Regions from separate parts of the Homo sapiens genome. Here region 2 is linked to region 1. A link is a loop called in an ENCODE intact Hi-C map of the cell type or tissue named here. Cell type or tissue: upper lobe of right lung. All regions are shown on one strand. Each heading gives the region's core, and the rest is flanking DNA. Links, peaks and the distances in the headings are about the cores only.

Region 1 (9,708 bases), core at 487-8,486:
AAAGAGGGGTTTAATTATTTATGAGTTCTCTGGGAAAGGCATGGGCAGTTCCCGGAACTGAGGGTTCCTCCCCCTTTTAGGCCATATAGGGTAACTTCCTGACAATGCCATGGCATTTGTAAACTGTCATGGCACTGGTGGGAGTGTCTTTTAGCATACTAATGCATTATAATTACCACATAATGAGCAGTGAAGGTGACCAGAGGTCACTTTCGTCACCATCTTGGTTTTGGTAGGATTTGGCTGGCTTCTTTACAGCAGGCTGTTTTATCAGCAAGGTCTTTATGACTTGTATCTTGTGCTGATCTCCTATCTCATCCTGTGACTAAGAATGCCTTCACCTCATGGGTGCAGCCCAGTATGTCTCAGACATATTTTACCCAGCCTCTATTCAAGATGGAGTTGCTCGAGATTGAACACCTCCAACAGAATCATACAGTATTTGTCCTTTTATTACTGGCTTATTTCACTTAGCATAACATCTTCAAGGTTCTTCCATGTTGTGGCATGTGTCAGAATATCCTTCCTTTTTAGGTTGAACAATATTCCTTTATATGTATAGACAACATTTTGTTTATCCATTCCTCCACTGATGAACATTTGAATTGTTTCCAAAGTTTAGCTATTATGATTAATGCTGCTATGACCACAGGTATACAAATATCTGTTTGAGTCCCTGCTTTCAATTCTTTTGGATATCTAACCAGAAATGGAATTACCGCATCGCATGGCAACTCTGTTTTCAATTTTTAAAGGAAACACTATACTGTTTTTCATAGTGGCTACACCATTTTTCTGTTTTATTTTGTTTGGTGTTTATAACAGACATTCTAGTTGGTGTGAAGTCATATCTCATTGTAGTTTTGATTTGCATTTTCCTGATGATTAGTGATGTTGAGCATCTTTTCAGGTGCTATTGGCCATTTGTATATCTTCTTTGGAGAAATGTCTATTCAAGTCCTTTGCCCACTGCCCCTCCACTCCCCCCCCCTTTTTTTTTTGAGACAGAGTCCCTCTCTGTCGCCCAGGCTGGAGTGCAGTGGCATGATCTTTGCTCACTGCAACCTCCGCTTCCTGGGCTTTGGTGATCCTCCTCCTCAGCCTCCTGAGTAGCTGGGACTACAGGCATGCACCACCATGCCTGGCTAATTTTTGTATTTTTGACAGAGATGGGGTTTCACCATGTTGCCCAGGCTGATCTCAAACTCCTGAGCTCAAGTGATCCGCCCATCTCGGTCTTCCAAAGTGCCGGTATTACAGGCATGAGCCACCACACCTGCTCCTTTGCCCATTTTCTAATCAAGTTGTTTGTTTTTGTTGTTATTGTTGAGTTGGAGGAATTCTTTATATATTCTGGGTATTAAACCTTTATCAGGAAAGGGTGATTGATATTACATTTTTTAGTGGTTGAAGGAAAGGGAAGAAGAAAGAAGAAGGAGGAGGAGGAAGAGAGACCACATGTGGCCTGCAACGTCTAAAATATTTATTAACTGACCATTTACTGAAAAAGAAATTGTTGACATAGAAGATGAGAGGGACGGTAGATGAGAAAAGGAGAATAAAGATAAAATTTTACCTTTTTTTAAGCATTAGAAATAATTAGGGCAAAATGTTAACTTTAGGCAATTCTAAGTAATATACATATGGATGTTTATTATATAATTTATTGTATTTTCTGTATTTTCAAAATTCCAAAATTTATTTTTTTACTTTATTTTATTTTTTGAGACAGAGTCTTGCTCTGTCACCTAGGCTGGAGGGCAGTGGTGAGATCTCGGCTCACTGTAACCTCCACTTCCCGGGTTCAAGCGATTCTCCTGCCTCAGCCTCCCAAGTAGCTGGGATTACAGACACCTACCACCATGCCCAGCTAATTTTTGTATTTTTAGCAGAGACAGGGTTTCGTCATGTTGGCCAGGCTGGTCTCAAACTCCTGACCTCAGGTGATCTGTCCGCCTTGGCCTCTCAAAGTGCTGGGATTATAGGCGTAAGCCACTGTGGTTGGCCAAAATTCCGAAATTTAAATATAGATTACATACATAATATATAACGTGTGTATATACAGAGAAAGAGAGAATAAATGGCATTAGGCTTCAATTGGAGTGTTTCTACCACTTGTAAGTGGGGAAATCACATCTGCAAACTGAAGGTGGTCTCCCGCCTCCCAACACTGTAGTGAGGACTAAATGTGAGCAGGAATTCACGAGGGGATCTTTAAATGTAGGCCTGTAAGCTGTGGTTGTCTGAATCCCTAACTCCCCATGATGGAGTCCTTCACGACAAAACAACTTGATAGCTACCTACGGGTTAAGGTGAGGGAATAAAGCGTGCAAAAGTTAGAAGATGGACTGTGAAAACGTTTTCTAAAGGCTCTGTAGGGAGACCTGCTGTAATGTGCCCAGGACCAGCCCAGAGTATGACTTTGGTCACATTCGTTTAGCCCCTCCGTACCCCAGCTGCCTCGTCTAACACACTGCGCTCCCCTTTCCCTAAACATGATGGGTCAGGGAGACAGAAGTGCGCTTCGTAAAGCATAGAGCTTCTCACAAACATCCTGGTGATGCTTTCCACAAGCCTCTCCATGTTCCCATGGAGTAACCGCTGTATTAGAGGTGGCATAGTGTTCCCCTGACACCTGTGCCAGTACCAGGCGCATAGCCACAGCGCTCCATGCATGCGCCACACAGACAGTCCATGCCTGCATGGACCAGACTGTGCATGGACCAGAGTGTGGCCCTGGGCGCTTGTGTGCACACGCGCACCTCTATGCACGCAGGCTCCCGCCCCTCCTTAGACATAGCTGATGCTGCTGTAACCAGAGCCAATATCCCAAGCCAGCTGTCCCTAATAAATATACTCCCCCCACTCCCAGGAGTCCATGAATACTCTCATTCTGTTCTTCCCAGAAGAAAAAGAGACTGCCCCTCCCTCAGTCGCCTCTCATGAGGCCATACACAGGTCTCTCCTACCAGCTGAATAGTTTAAAAGATTGTTTTCTGATCCCGTTTATCCCCCCTACATGCCACCCCATTCTGGTCCCTCTGGGTGCCCCAGCTCAAGCCTCACCCCCTCAGCAGGGGAGCTGTAATCCCTCAGGTTGTCGTCAAAGATGAATGAGGGACCAGGCACAGTGGCTCATGCCTGTAATCCCCGCACTTTGGGAGGCCAAGGCAGAAGGATTACTTGAGCCCAGGAGTTCAGGACCAGCCTGGGCAACACAGGGAGACCCCATCTCTACAAAAAGCATTAAAAAATTAGCCAGGTGTGGTGGCAAGTGCCTGTAATCCCAGCTACTTGGGAGGCTGAAGTGGGAGGATCACCAGGAGTTCTAGGCTGCAGTGAACTATGATCACCACTGCACTTTAGCTTAGGTGACAGAGCAAGACCCTGTCTCTAAAAAAGAAAAATGAATGAGGCTTCGTGGGCCTCCAGTCCTAGGAGTCAGAGCTTGACACAAATGCCCTTCGAGAGTGGGATTCTTCTGGCCGCAGTCGGCAGGAGAGGGAGGGGGTTTTCTTTCTTTCTGCTGGAGATTTTCTGCAGAGGGTTCCAACCCTCACTCAAAGCCACTAGGGACAGAGCCTTGCCTCCCTCCTCCCAGCCTCCCCATCCCTGGTCCCCATAAGCTCACAATAGCCAGGAGAGCCACATAAGGGCCCCACAGTCACCCAGGGTTGCACAGGTAGACAAGATGCTTCTCTCTCATGGGTCCCCACTTTGGCCAGCTTATCCTGCTACCCCCACACCCCAATCTGGCTTTCCAAAAAGGAAGGCACCGTTCTTCAAGCCCCTCTCCCTTCTCTGACACAGGTCTCTGAATGCTAACAAGAAACTCCCAGCCGCCTCTCTTTAGGGATCTGTGAGCCTAGGACTCCCTCTTCTGGTGAAGTGTGAGGAGGTGACAGCTGCCCAGAGGGGAGGGCTGACCTCTGAAGCTGGGGTGTGTGAGGCATGAAGTATCCCCGGATCCCGGCTTCCTTCAGCCTTCCCAGCTCATGAATCATTGGCCTTCTTCTTTTCTTCCTCAGCAAATAAGCAGGAAGCAGCCCTGCCTCCTCTCAGACTCAATGATTTCACCCTGTTAGTGGTGTTCGTTCATTCTCACACTGCTGTAAGGAACTAACTGCAGCTGGGTAATTTATTTAAAAAGAGGTTTGATTGACTCACAATTCCACATGGCTGGAGAGGCCTCAGGAAACTTACAATCATGGCAAAAGGCAGAAGAGAAGCAAGTATCTTATTCACAAGGCAGCAGGAAAGAGAGAGAGCCCGAGGAGATGCCAAACACTTATAAAACAATCAGACCTTGTGAGACTCAATCACTATCGTGAGAACAGCATGGGGGAAACCGCCCCCATGAGCCAGTCACTTTCCACCGGGTCCCTCCCTCAACATGTGGGGATTACAATTCCAGATGAGATTTGGGTGGGGACACAGAGCCAAACCATATCAGGCTAGAAGGCCTCAAAAATCTAGGAAACCCTCTACCTAAGTGAGAGCCAGTAGGGGGATCCCAAGAGCACCATGTTGAATGGTTTATGTGTTAGTCAACTAAGAACCTCCTTGTTCTCCCACCCTACCTCTGCTTTTCCGGGGTCCCCCCTCCGACCCCCCTGCAGACATCCCAGCTGCAACAGCCCAAGCCCAAGGAGGGAAGGAACCTTACCTTTGAATGAAGTTCCAAGTTTTGCTTATTACACTAACATTGAACTGCATACAGAACTAAATGGAGACTGTCCTTGTCACTGATCATACCTGGAGGATCTGTATTATCTAAAAGTGACCAGAAAAGTTATGGGACTTCTCAGAGTTTTCATCCAGGTTTAGGAAAAGAAATAACTTGCAGCATAGGTTTAAAGGAGCATCTTGGGGAAAAAACAAAACTGTTTTTTTCTTGCACTACATAAGGTTCTGAGCAGCCAACACAGTTATATCCATATCACTCTATAGGTTTCCAAGCAGCCCTGTGAAGAAGGTCAAATTGTTACTCCCAGTTCACAGATGAGGAAATCAAGGAGCTGTTCCAAGCTGGAAAGGCAGGCGGCAGGATTCCCACAGCCCACAGCCCTGCACTCCCCCAACATGGACTAGATCCAATGCCCCCAGCTTGCTCCTCAAGCAATGATAGCACCTCCATGAGGGAATCAACTTTATTCCCAGGACCTCACTTGGTGTTTGACACCTAGCCGGTGTTCAGCCTTGAGCAAGTGGAAAGCACCCAACCATGGAATACAGCATAGCTACATTTTATAGGCATTTACCAAATATTGGCCAAACAGAAACTAACTGGTCACTCCCGTCTCCTCTTGCCCCACCTCTTGCATTATGTTATGTTATGTTATGTTACGTTATGTTATGTTAGTGTAACCCATTACCCCCAAAACTGTGTAATAATTCCACTGTGGGAGAGACCAAGTGTCCGCCAATATCCACTCTCCCCATCTTCCTTCCTCTAGCTAAATCTCTAGAAGTTTAACTACTCACAAACTGGCCTAACTGAAGACTACATTTCCCGGACTCCCGTGCAGCTAGCCATGGTCATGTGACCAAAGGCCAACCAATGGGATGTGAATGGAAATGACCCATGCTACTTCCTGGTTGTGAACTTAAGATGAAGCCACCTTCCCACCATTGCCTCTTTTTCAGTTATCCCCTGGGTATGGGCATGGGTGTAGGGGTGGTGAACCAGCTTCAATCACTACCTCAAGGCAGTGGTTCTCAAGCTCACCTGGACATAGACATCACCTGGGAGAGGCGCTAAAAAAAATCCCAGTGTCACAGCTCTGTGCGTGTGCCCTGGACAGCGGGATCTTTCAAGTTTCCCCAGTGGATTCTAATGTCCAGACAAGATGGAGGAGCATCATACTTGTGACCAGGGGATGGGTGGAGCAACAAGATAAAAAAATTTATTGGTTGTTGGATTTTTTTTTCTCTTCCCTGGCCTCCATTCACTTCCAGCCCATGACCTGGACTGCCCTACTGCCTTTAGGCAACTCTGTGTTACAGACAGAAACTCTGTCATGTTTGAACCCACTTCCTCCCTTCTGAGGTCTATTTATTACTGAACTATAGCCTGGACTTTATTTAATCCAACCAGTGGATTCTGGAGCCTTCTGTCATTGACGCTCTATCCATGTGGATCTTAGTTTCCATGTGGGCTTAGTTTCTCTTTAGGACCCTGGGGGCTTAGGAGAGGAACCCTTAAACACTGATATACAAACCTAGGGTTGAGATTCTCCTTATTTCTTGACATTGGCTGGTAGTAAACTAAGGGTGTGGATTGCTTCGCCTTTCATCTCATTTTAGATCAGCATTGCAAATAAAGGCATCAGGTTAACAGCTCACTCACTCTTCCAAGAAAGGACCAGACTCTCTCACTTACATTCTGGGGGAAAATTTTTCTTAGCCCTTTGTGAGTGACTCTTGTGAGCCCAGTGGAATAGATTCAGTAAAATCTACAATGAGCAATGGTCTTTAAGTATTGAAGCTCTGTGTTTTCCCTACGGGGATTAGCAAATCTAGGTTTCAGCCATGCACCCACCCAACATTCATTTGTAGAAGTGTGCAGAGATGAGTCAGCAACCCCAGTATTTATGGGCTAAATAAGTTGTCAGAGGTTAAAAGCAAGTCAGGGGCTCTTATCTACTAATTGAATTCTGAGGAAGTTGAGGGCTAAAGGGGAGGGGTATAATGAGTGGTTTGGCAAACCACTTGATTTTTTTCTCCTGTGAGGACTTCCTATGCAACTTTTAAGAGCTGTTTTATTCACCGCGTAGCCCTTAATCGCAACCCGCTGTCCAATCTAATTATGATCCCAGCAGTGCCGTTTGGGGCAATACTTCAGAGCATGCGCAGAAACCAGGGACAAGTACATACGCTGTAATCTCTAGTGCGGGGTTTCTCAACAGTGGCACCACTGGTGGTTTGAACTGATAATCTTCTGTTGTGGGAGCTTCTGTGCATTGTAGGATACTTAGCAGCGTCCCTGGCCTTTACCTGCTAGACACCAGTAGCAACCCCCACCCACTGCCGCAGTCTTGATAACCAAAAATGTCTCCAAACACTGACCGGTGTTCCCTAGAGGGCAACATTGACCTGGTGGAGAAACACTGTCCCGGATGAATTCCATGAGACAAGGAGTCCTACTCACAGCAACATCCCCAGCGCCTGTCATAGCGTCTGGCACATAGTAGGGACTCAATAAACACATGTTGAGTGAGTAACTAGGAGGGGAGGTGGGAGGAGCACACCAAAGCCCAAACCTCTAGAATTTCCCACTGGCCTAGTGCAGCGGAAGTGAAAAGGAGCACTCAGATCTCCAACTGCAGGGAGCACGCGGGCTGATGGCCAAGCTGCTGCAGCTCAGGATCCACCAGCATATCCATGCCAAGGTCAGGCTTTCCACGGGATCTCCCAGCACATGACCATGCACCGTGGGGGTACGAATGCAGGGCCGTTCCCAGAGATGCAGGCCCTCTCCAGCAATGACTTTGGCTCAAGGACACCCCAGCAGCCTGGTCAAAACTTTCTTGGACTGCACAAAGGACACCCCAGCAGCCTGGCCAAAACTTTCTTGGACTGCATAAAGGACACCCCAGCAGCCTGTTCAAAACTTTCTTGGACTGCACTGCCATCTAAGACTCTCCCTGCCCAGAGGTCAGACTTGCAGCACGGTCTGGACTGCCCCCCGCCCCGAACCCCCTCAACACTCAACTTCAACTTTCTCCAGCTCTGGCCCTTCCTTTATCTACCACAGGTGTTTTCCCCAACAAATCTCTTGTCCATCGAATCTCACCTTGGTGTCTGCTTCTTGGAGGACCTGAGGCAACACACCTGGCATTTTAGGAGTGTGCCTGCTCCCAGCCCTCTGTCCATTCCTGTGAGATGCCATGCCCCGGGGCATCCCCTGGGGAGCTCTGCTGATGAGAAAAGCATTGTGCACAAACCCATTTAGACAAGGAGAGAGCTCTTGGAAGCGACTCAATGTCCCTTTGTCCAGAAGATTGAAGAAGACGTGAGTTTAACTCATAAATAATAGCTCACAAATTACTAACAAAACCAGACACACACTAACATTCCAAGAAACTTAAAGTTAACCTTTTATTGGTTTTAAGGCAGCAGGGAAAGTCTTCTGGTCCACATGCGTTTCTTCTGCCCAGGGGAGGGAGGGTCAGGAAGAGGAGAAGGAGTTGGCCCCTGGTAACCAGCCAGAGCATTCTTTGCCACAATCTACCCCATCTTGTCTCCCCAATCTTCAAATGTCACCCAAATGCACTTTGGTTCTCGAGCAAGTGTGTCCTGTGGCCCATACCATGGCATCTGTCAGAGCATCTTCCTGGTCCAGAGCCCCCAGCTCAGCCTGCCTCTTTCCTTACAGGCTCTCCCAGGGGCAGATGACCTCCTTTTCTGTGGCCCGGTCACCCGACTCTCCTGTTCCAGCATCCTCCGAGTCCATCAAGCAGGTCCCGCTCCCCGTGGGCACATCCATTTTGATCTGGAAAAAGCTTCAGGTGCAAGAGGAAAGCCAGTAATGTAGGGGCAGGGGCAGGAGGGACTGCACCTCCCCAAATCATCCTGACATCCTTGAAGATGAACATACCAGGTGCATTTGCCAAAGACTGTGGTGGGGGCAGGTATAGCTCAGGGGTAGAGCATTTGACTACAAAGGTTGTGTGTGCAGTGATTGGCTTGGTGGAATCTTTTTATTGGGGATTCATATTTTCATTTTGAATGAAAAATAATTCTGAAGGTGCTTTGTTTTCATTTTTGAGGTGCTCGGATCCCTGTGGTTTTGATGGATTCAGGAGGTCCCTGTAGGACATACCAGGACTTAGTCATCAACCCCTTTAAACTGACTTCATGGGTGCTGGGCACTGTGGCTCATGCCTGTAATCTTAGCACTTTGAGAGGCTGAGACAGGCGGATCGCCTGAGGTCAGGAGTTCGAGACCAGCCTGGCCAAAATGGCGAAACCCCGTCTCTACTAAAAATACAAAAAAATTAGCCGGGCGTGGTGGCATGTGCCTGTGATTTCAGCTACCTGGGAGGCTGAGGCAGGAGAATTGCTGGAACCTGGGAGACGGACACTGCAGTGAGCCAAGATTACACCACTGCACTCCAGCTTGGACTACAGAGCAAAACTCCATCTCAAAAAAAAAAAAACACCCAGACAAACAAAAAACTGCCTTCTGAGGAAGTAGTGGCCCTTGAGAAGAGAGCCTTTTAAAGTCCCAAGCCCATGTATGAGGCATAGCAGCGGCCCCAAAGCTGGAATATTCCCTCTGCAGGGCCTGTTGGGAAAAATCAATAGACACACTCACACAGGATTCTGACCCTTCTCCTAAGGCAACTAGAGTCACCTGCTCCTCCCTCTCCCCCTAAGCGACACAGGCAGGAGGGATAACAACCTCTGCCTGGCTGTCCCCGGGTATCCCTGGCAACCTAAGACTTCTGCATGGTGCTTTCTTCTCCAAGCCCAGACGAGGCCAAACACATGTTGATTGGTGCAGGGGTGCCCCTGACTGTCTCCCCCAAAACTCAGTAAGTGTAGGAGCTGATTCTCTGTGTTGCATCGCTCACAAGTTTTCTTTCTGCTCTGATCCAGGCGTTATGGAGCACTCCTCAGAGCCTTAGTTCTGCCCCCTCTGGCCTGTCTCAGGGAACTGGGGGTTCTCAGAGATCAGGCTTGCAGGACCACCCAAAATGAAGT
Region 2 (9,708 bases), core at 894-8,893, 930 kb before region 1:
GTTACTAAGGAGACCATAGACTTAGATCTCATGCATGTATAGTTTGGTTAATTTCATTTAGATCTACAATCATGAGCTATATCAATATATATTATCTTTCTGATCAGCCTTCAGATACTTACCATGGAGGTCTGATAAAGACCTTAATTGTCTTGTTGGTGGTCTTCATGATCCTCCTTCTGGTGTTCATACCCTTATATAATCCCCTCCCCTTGAGTGTGGGCAGGTCCTGTGACTTGCTTCTAACCAATAGATTATGGCAATGGTAATGGGATATTATTCCCAGGATTACATTACTTCATCTTGCCAGTAGACTTGCTGTCATTCCGTTTGCTGGTTTTGGAAAATGCAGCTGCCACAAATCATACATGAATCAGATAGCCATAAGGAACGGAATGCTGCTGACATCCACACAAGTCGGGAAGTGAATCCTTCCCTAGTTGAGCCTCTAGATGAGAACCCAGGTCTGGTCCAATCATGATTGCAGCCTTTTGTGGCCCTAAACAGAAGACCCAGTTCAGCTGTGCCTGGACTTCTGACCTGCAGAAACATGAGAACATTTATGTGTGTTGTTTAAAGCTGTTAAATTTGTAATAATTTGTTATAAAGCAATAGATGACTAGTACAGTCTTTATCCTCATTTTGGAAAAGTATGCAATCTATATATATAATACATGTTTATAAAAACCTCAATATAGAAATATTTAGAGTAAAAAGTCACAATCCTTCTGTGTCCTCTTTATCCCACTTTGGAGTGGTAATCACCATTAACAATTTTGTGCATATCATTTTACAATAGACATCCACACCTATATAATTAAGAAATTACAGGCCGGGTGCGGTGGCTTATGCCTGTAATCCCAGCTCTTTGGGAGGCCAGGGCGGGCGGATCACAAGGTCAGGAGTTCGATACCAGCTTGGCCAATATGGTGAAACCCCGTCTCTACTAAAAATACAAAAAAATTAGCTGGGCATGGTGGTGGGTGCCTGTAGTCCCAGCTACTCGGGAGGCCGAGGCAGGAGAATCGCTTGAACCCAGGAGCCAGAGGATGTAGTGAGCTGAGATTGCACCACTGCATTCCAGCCTGGGTGACAGAGTGAGACTCTGTCTCAAAAAAAAAAAAAAAAAAAGAAGAAATTAAAAATTGGCTCATAATGTACATACTGTTCTGAGACTTGCTCTTTTTTTTACTCAGCTATGTCTTAAACCTGTATCATGTGGACTTCTAAATTACAGATAATCCATAATGTGGATATACTATAATTTAATCTGTCTCTTCTGCTTTTAATTTTTTATTGTTATAAAGAATGCCTGAGTTTACATCCTAGTAATCCATCATCAGGCACCTTATTTAAAAATGCACCCAGGGTTTGTTTTAATCAGACATTATACGATGACAGACATAGAGACAAGTTGCCTTTGAAAGAAGAGTTTATTTCTCACAGTTTCCAAGAGGAGGGAGGCATGCCACACCATGCAGGCCATGTGGAGAAGCACAAGGGTTGGTCAGGAGGCAGAAGTAGCAAGGAGAAGCATGGGTGAGAGCCTTTTTATATAGTGGTGGGATGTTCCCTATTGGACAGAAAGTGAAATACCGATGTTGGGGTTTGTAGTTGGAGGGTTTGTAATATAATTTCCAAGTGCCCACAAAAAGACAGGAATGGTAAGGATGTGGACAACTTTGGCTGTTAGTTTGGTCCATGATTTCAAGATGCCAAATTATCAGTTAGAATATCAAGAAGGATTATTATATGCCTGCATCTGTTTTGGGCTATTATGGACTCCTAGGTGAGAAATTGCTTTGTTGGTGGAGTTATTAGTTGGTTCAACATCTTGTGCAATGGTTAAAAATATATATATATATACACACACACACACATATATACATATATATACACACACATATATACATATATATACACACACACATATATACATATATACACACACATATACATATATACACACACATATATATACATATATATACACACACACACACATATACACATATATATACACACACATATATATAGGTTATTATGGCAAGATCTAATAGGATAAAGTTAAAAAGAAGTACATAAAGTATAGGAAGCTTCCGTTTGTGTTTGTGTATATGTGTTTTAGAGGCTCTGTGGATACATATGTGTTCGTGTGCAGGGAATCTTTCTGGGTACCACACATGAAACTGTTAAAGGTGGTTAGCTTTAGGGATTTGGACTAGTTTGGAGTGTACATTTAAAAACGTTCTTGTAAAAAAAATGTGTCTATGGTATTTCTAATAATCACACTCTTATTTTGATAGATACTGTTCAGTTGCCTTCTGAAATATCATCTTGTTAAAATGTTTGTGCATACACATTGCAAATTAATAAATTTGTATAACAGATATATATACATTTAAACATAAAAATAAAAAATTTTCTAGTAAATAAATGTTTGTGGATTCCACTTGTATTTCTAATTTGTGAAAGCAGAGGCCAAGTGAGGCAAGTCATACCATTTATGGATCTCCTACTGCATGCTAGGTACTGTTCTAGAAATCTTTTCCAAGTCATCAGATTGAATCCTCTCTATAGTCCAGTGAGGCTGACATCATTGCCCTTTTGTATTTATAGACAAGATAACAGCTTCAGGAAAGTCCAGTGACTTTTCCAGTGATGGATCCAATATTGGAATGCAGGGCCTTATGATTTCACACCCATGTTCTTTCTAGTGTATCATATAGGCATAAGTACTTTATGCAGCAAATATGGAAATTTCAGTTTTATCTGTTTTTTTCCACTTGTGCTGCGTCAGCAATCCTGGGCAGCTATACCTTTGTTTTTGGTTATTTCTAGGTTGAGCTGAAAGAAAGCAGTTTGCCTTTGTTCACATTCCACTTCTGACACTTGGCAACCATCTGTCCTCAGGCAAGTTACTTAATTTCTCTAAACCCCAGTTTCATCACTCGTAAATGGAGATAGTGGTAGTACTAACTTCGGGGTTAGTACTACCACTATCTCCATTTGCAAATGGAGTTGTAAGGACAAAGTGAAATAAGACGTGTAGAGCCCTTGACAGAGGGCCTGTTAAGTGTTAGCTGCGGCTACCACCATCATCACTGGTATGGTGATCATTATTGTAATAGTTCATCAGGGCCTTGCTTGTTAGATTGTTTGACCATGCTTTTGCTTCCCTAATTACTAATCCTCCCAAAGGGTATTATCTTAAAGTCTGTTGGTCATTAATTATTTTCAGTTACTAAAAGTCATTTTGTATTCCCTGAGAAAAATAAATTATGACTCTGCAGAAAGGTTATGATTGTAAGTATGAATCCTGCACAATATCAAAATAAAGAATGGTAATTCTATTTTAAAAGAGGCTTTATAGGAATCTTTAAACAATGTAATAGGCCTCTTTTTCAAGGATAGAAGGAACACACAGTGGCTGGCCTCATTGTTTACATTTTTTCACGCCATATATTTGAAGCTGCCTAAGTAACTGTGTGTTTTTTTTTTTTTTTTTTTGAGATGGAGTCTTGCTCTGTCACCCAGGCTGGAGTGCAGTGGCACGATCTCGGCTCACTGCAACCTCTGCCTCCCGGGTTCAAGCGATTCTTCTGCCTCAGCCTCCTGAGTAGCTGGGATTACAGGCGTGTGCCACCACGCCTGGCTAATTTTTTTATTTTTATTTTTAGTAGACACGAGGTTTCATCGTGCTGGCCAGGCTGGTCTCGAACTCCTGACCTCAGGTGATCCCCCTCCCTCGGCCTCCCAAAGTGCTGGGATTACAGGTGTGAGCCACCGTGCTCGGCTGGTAACTAATATTTTGATTTTAGTTCACATCATCTATATATTCTTCATGCTTTATCTCAAAGAACACAAAAGTAATAGGTTGTATTCTTGCTTTACAATTCTGTGAAAAATGTTTTGAAGCTTCTTGTTAATGGCTTGTAGTAATTTTATGTCTTTTCAGTGAAGTATACGTGGTCTGGTAGCTTATCACCAAAGTGCAGTGAGGTTCTGGGATAGGGAAAGATGTAAAAAAATGATTTAATAGCACTTATTATTTTTACTGAAAACTTTGATTAAAAGTTAGGGTAGGGTGAAGAGGAGTAATGTTAAATAAACCCTGACCTTTAAACACTGCTTTACAATGGAAGAAACACGTTGCTTCTGCTTATTTGAGAGGAATTTATTGATGAAAAAGAAGGCATTTAATTAGGTGCCATTTTATTAGGAGCCTACACCAGATTGCTTAGGATTTCTAGGAGAGTGCAAATAATTATTATTAACTACCTACTATTTTTACCATATCAGATTTAGGCTAATTTTATATAAATTATATTTATCTTTTAACTCATGTTGGGTCATCTAAATAATACATGTGTTCATACCTGTAAGAAAGAACTTGGAGAATAATTATCCTATTTTAAATAATTATAGAGGACTATAGTTTTTACATCTTTGCTTTAATGAGATTTTGCCATGGGTTATTTGATGCTAGATTTTAGTTTGGAATGAAGATTCTAATTATGGTCCTGCCCTTATGGAAAATGTGACTTGCTTTATAATGATCCTCTTTATGATATGGTTTTCCAGGAATGCATTGTGGCAAAAAGCTGGGATTCTGTATGTCTTACCCCAATATAGCTAGCATTTCATTTGTGTGTGCAGTTTAATAACATGGCCAGCAGATGGTGATCAAGTATAATGAAAACCCACTTGTGGTTGAAGAAGTTAATCTATGTGAGCAAACATTTTTCACTTTAAAAATATTGATTTAATTTTTTAGTCTGGGCATGCAAAAGAATCTTTTTACTTTGTTAAACTCCACTTTTATATGTAAATGATACTATATAACATTATAAATTGCTCCTCCTGAAATTGTTGGATAATTTAGCAAGGAGCCAATCAATACCTTTCCTTCTTAGTAAAACCTTCTTAAATATTACCTGCCAAAAGTACATTCATTTTATTTGTGAATAACCCTGATGTTTGGGCAGATATGTGTTCTACAGCAGTACTGTTCAATAGAACTTTCTGATGGTAATGTTCTATAGGCGGCACTGTCCAATACAGTCGCCACCAGTAAACGTGACTATTGAACACTTGAAATGTGGCTGGTGTGATTGAAAAACTGAATTTCTAATTTTAATTAACTTAAATAGCCACATGTGATTAGGGGCTACTGTGTTGGGCAGAACAGTACCAGATCCGAATCTTCTGCTTGGCCATTGCAAAACCTGACTGACCAGATGGAGAGCTGGTGGCCTGTTCTCTGTCTCGGTGGGGATGTGGGGTAGGAATGGGGACTAGGGCTTGGGTGCTGGTGCATAGAAACTGGCTCTGCCACATGGGAGACCTTTCTTCTGTGCTTACTTGCATTTCACGGGCAGCTCCCTTTTTTGGTGATGATCACCCATGATCAACATCTAGTTGCTCTTGGTCAATTTCTGCTGTCAGAGGAGCTCCTACTAACAAAAAAGAAACTGTTTATAAATAAATATACACACACACACACACACACACACACACACACACATATATGTGTGTATATATATATATATTTTTTTTGAGATGGAGTTTCACTTTGTTGCCCAGGCTGGAGTGCAATGGCACGATCTCGGCTCACCACAACCTCTGCCTTCTGTGTTCAAGCAATTCTCTGCCTCAGCCTCCTGAATAGCTGGGATTACGGGCGCCTGCCACCACGCCCAACTAATTTTTGTATTTTTAGTAGAGACGGGGCTTTACCATCTTGGCCAGGCTGGTCTTGAATGCCTGACGTTGTGATCCATATGCCTCGGCCTCCCAAAGTGCTGGGATTACAGGCATGAGCTACCATGCTGGCCATTTTTTTTTTTTTTTTTTTGAGATAGAGTTTCGCACTGTCGCCCAGGCTGGAGTGCAGTGGCGCGATCTCCCCTCACTGCAACCTCTGCCTCCTGGGTTCAGTGATTCTCCTGCCCCAGCCTCCCGAGTAGCTGGGATTACAGGTGCCCGCCACCACGCCTGGCTAATTTTTGTATTTTTGGTAGAGACGGGGTCTTGCTATGTTGGCCAGGGTGGGCTCCAACTCTTGACCTCAAATGGTCCTCCCGCCTTGGCCTCCCAAAGTGCTGGGATTACAGGCGTGAGCCACTGTGCCTGGCCAAATCTGACTAATTTGACAATCTTTTATACAATGGACACTTGCTGATAGACACTTAACCTTGTACTCTAGAAATAGGACTGCTACATAAATGAGAAGTGAAAACTGCTTGTTAGAGTACACAATAAAATACAACATTTCACACATATAAAACCTCTTAGCTACTCATTAATTTTCAACATTAATGTGCTAATTAAATGTCACTCTTAGGTATTTACTAAGATGAGGCCAAGTGGCAACTATTTGTAACTGGGATGGAGCAGCTTTGAAAATAATGGTCCTTGGGCCATTTAGGCTTTTTTCTCCCCCAGTAAGTCAGCTTTCTGACAATTTAGTCACATTTCTCTTTTTCTTTCTTTTAATGAGTGAGGCTTTGTAATGACATCTTTTAATTTCACAAGTTTCTGTTTGTCAGGTAATATTGAACAGTTTGGGTTGTCCTTTTTAATAAACAAAAATGGATAACAGCTTATATTTTAACATTTAATTTTAATGAAATTTAAATATTGAGTGTTCTAAGTCAGAGATATATTAATAAACAATGATTTAAATGTACGATTTTTAAATTTGTTTTTATTTTTAAGTTTTAAAATCAAGTGTGCCATTTTAAAGTAAGTAGTTGGAAATACGAAGTCTTAAAGTGTTTATGGATCTGTGCTCACCTTTTTCTAGTTTTGTTAAGCATCTCATTTTTTTTCATTTAGTTTTCTTTTTCTTTCTAATAAAGTTCTTTTTGAAAAATTAAAATAAGTATGTTGTGGATTTTTGGAAGTTATTTTCATTTTTTAATTTTCAGCATTATTTGATACTTTACTGGATTATTAATTGTTATTTATTTTTATGTTTCATAAGTATATTTAGTAATATACCCAAAGAAGACTGTTCTGCAGATGGTATATAACAATATTACCTGCTGCTCAGATAAATGAAAAGACAGAAAATCAGAAGTTCTCATTTTGGTTTTCTGATAATTTGTAATTCAGTAGTTGTATTACTCTTAAAATATTTTACAGCTGTGAAACATAGCATGCATGCAAAAAACATGTACAGTGCATAGGTACACTTTAAAGAGCCACTAGAAGATAAGCATTTCTATACTTTCAACCTAGCCAATAAATAGTATATTACAGTTCTCCAGAAGACCGCTGGGTACCCTTCTCCGATTGCCTCTTCCCTTTGCTTGAGAGGAAATTACTGTCCTGTATTTTGTGTTAATCAGTTATTTACCTCTCTATTTTGAATTTCATGTAAGTGGAATCATACTGTATATATTATTTTGAGACTTGCTCCTTTAACTCATCATATTTTTCAGATTTATCCATGTTAATAAATATAGCTATAGTTCATTCTTTGTCTTTTGGTAAAATGTTAAAATCAAAATACAACACACATACAACAAGACACATCAAAGTGTAAAGCTTGATGAAGTTTTACAAAATGTATATATCTGTGAAATCTCTTTCCAGGTCAAGATAGAGAATATAGCTACCTCCCCAGAAACTCTTTCTTGCTCTCTCCCAGTCATTTATCACCTCTTGAAGAAGGAACCACTATTCTGTATTATGTTACCATAGATTCGTTTTCATTGTTTTTGATTCATAAAGCGTGTTCCCTTTTGTTTCTGTCTTCTTTTGCTCAACATTATGTTGTGAGATTGATCCATGTTGTTGCATTTAGCAATGGATTTTTAAAATTATTGTATGAATATATCACAATTTATATATCCATTGTACCATGGTTGGACTTTTGGTTTTTGACATTACAAGTGATTCTACTGTGAATACTCTTTTACATGTCTCTTAGTACACAAGTATACACATTTTTTTGAGTGTTGACTTAGAAGTGTAATCATAGTAGGCACTGCTGATAAAATTTCTCAAAGTGGCTGTACCAGTTTACATTTCCACTAGCAAGATTGAAAGTTCCCATGGCTCTCCATCCTTGCTGAAACTCGGTTTGTAAGTTTTTAATAATTTTAGCAATTCTGGTATGGCAGATGTATAGTTTGAATTTGCATTTTCCTTCATGACTAATGATATCAAGATCTTTTTTAATGTTTATCGATGATTTGGATATCCTCTTATGTGAAGTTTCTGGTTGAGTCTTTGATCTTTTTTAAGTATGGAAAAAATGGTTTGTCTGTCTTTTCACTGTCGATTTGTCTTTGTATATTCTGGATACTAATTCTGTGTTGAATATATGTATTGCAAATATCTTTTTTCACTCTGTGGCTTGCATTTTCACTTTCACTTGTGTCTTGGTCCATTTCGTGCTGCCGTAAGAGAATACCTGAGATTGGGTAATTTATAATGAACAGAATTTATTGACTCACAGTTCTGCATCTGATTTTTAAGAAAATTATACTTTAAGTTTTTTTTTTACAGTGTAATGTGATATGTATTTACTTATTTTTAAATTCGTGCAGAGTTTTTTTATTCTTTTTTTTAATATACTTTAAGTTCTGGGATACATGTGTAGAATGTGCAGGTTTGTTACATAGGTATACACATGCCACGGTGGTTTGCTGCACCCATCAACCCATAATCTACATTATGTATTTCTCCTAGTGCTATCCCTCCCCTAGCCCCCAATCCCCTGACAGACCCGGTGTGTGATGTTCCCCTCCCTGTGTCCATGTGTTCTCATGTTCAACTCCCACTTATGAGTGAGAACATGCGGTGTTTGGTTTTCTGTTCTTGTGTTAGTTTGCTAAGAATGATGGTTTCCAGCTTCATCCGTGTCCCTGCAAAGGACATGAACTCATCCTTTTTTTTATGGCTGCATAGTATTCCATGGTGTATATGTGCCACATTTTCTTTATCCGGTCTATTATTGATGGGCATTTGGGTTGGTTCCAATTCTTTGCTATTGTGAACAGTGCAGAAATAAACATACGTGTGCATGTATCTTTATAGTAGAATGATTTATATCCTTTGGGTATATACCCAGTAATGAGATTACTAGGTCAAATGGTATTTCTGGTTCTAGATCCTTGAGGAATTTCCACACTGTCTTCTGCAATGGTTGAACTAATTTACACTCCCACCAACAGTGTAAAAGCATTCCTATTTCTTCACATCCTCTCCAGCATCTGTTGTTTCTTGACTTTTTAGTGATTGCCATTCTAACTGGTGTGAGATGGTATCTCATTGTGGTTTTGATTTGCATTTCTCTAATAACCAGTGATGATGAGCTTTTTTTCGTATGTTTGTTGGTGGCATAAATACCTTCTTTTGAGAAGTGTCTATTCATATCCTTTGCCCACTTTTTGATGTTTTTTTTTTCTTGTAAATTTCTTTAAGTTCCTTGTGGATTCTGGATATTAGTCTTGTGTCAGATGGATAGATTGCAAACATTTTCTCCCATTCTGTAGGTTGTCTGTTCACTCTTATGATAGCTTCTTTTGCTAGGCAGAAGCTCTTTAGTTTAATTAGATTCCATTTGTCAATTTTGGCTTTTGTTTCCATTGCTTTTGGTGTTTTAATCATGAAGCCTTTGCCCATACCTATGTCCTGAATGATATTGCCTAGGTTTTCTTCTAGGGTTTTTATGGTTTTAGGTCTTATGTTTAA

The links. Peaks named below come from ENCODE experiments on the same cell type or tissue, not always from the same donor. Only the 100,000 strongest peaks of a DNase experiment are listed, where the experiment ranks them.
Region 2: it touches region 1 in a loop (5-fold over the local background); 71 of 110 quality-filtered maps call a loop at or near these places.

Annotation. Positions count from the first base shown.
Region 1 is chr17:65,226,071-65,235,778 of GRCh38, reverse strand. It overlaps RGS9 (regulator of G protein signaling 9), which reads right to left. Exons shown (of 19, transcript NM_003835.4): 19 at 8,076-8,504. The coding sequence ends at 8,372. Among named protein-coding and RNA genes, the nearest start is that of RGS9, 94 kb to the right of the region's middle. In upper lobe of right lung, for the core only: a CTCF peak has its summit at 3,875 (motif pointing left); DNase peaks (open chromatin) are centred at 3,908, 6,878 and 7,358; H3K27ac peaks cover 303 bases.
Region 2 is chr17:66,160,706-66,170,413 of GRCh38, reverse strand. The region is part of intron 4 of CEP112 (centrosomal protein 112); the gene reads left to right. Among named protein-coding and RNA genes, the nearest start is that of CEP112, 27 kb to the left of the region's middle. In upper lobe of right lung, for the core only: a CTCF peak has its summit at 4,669 (motif pointing right); no DNase peak of the experiment used is centred there.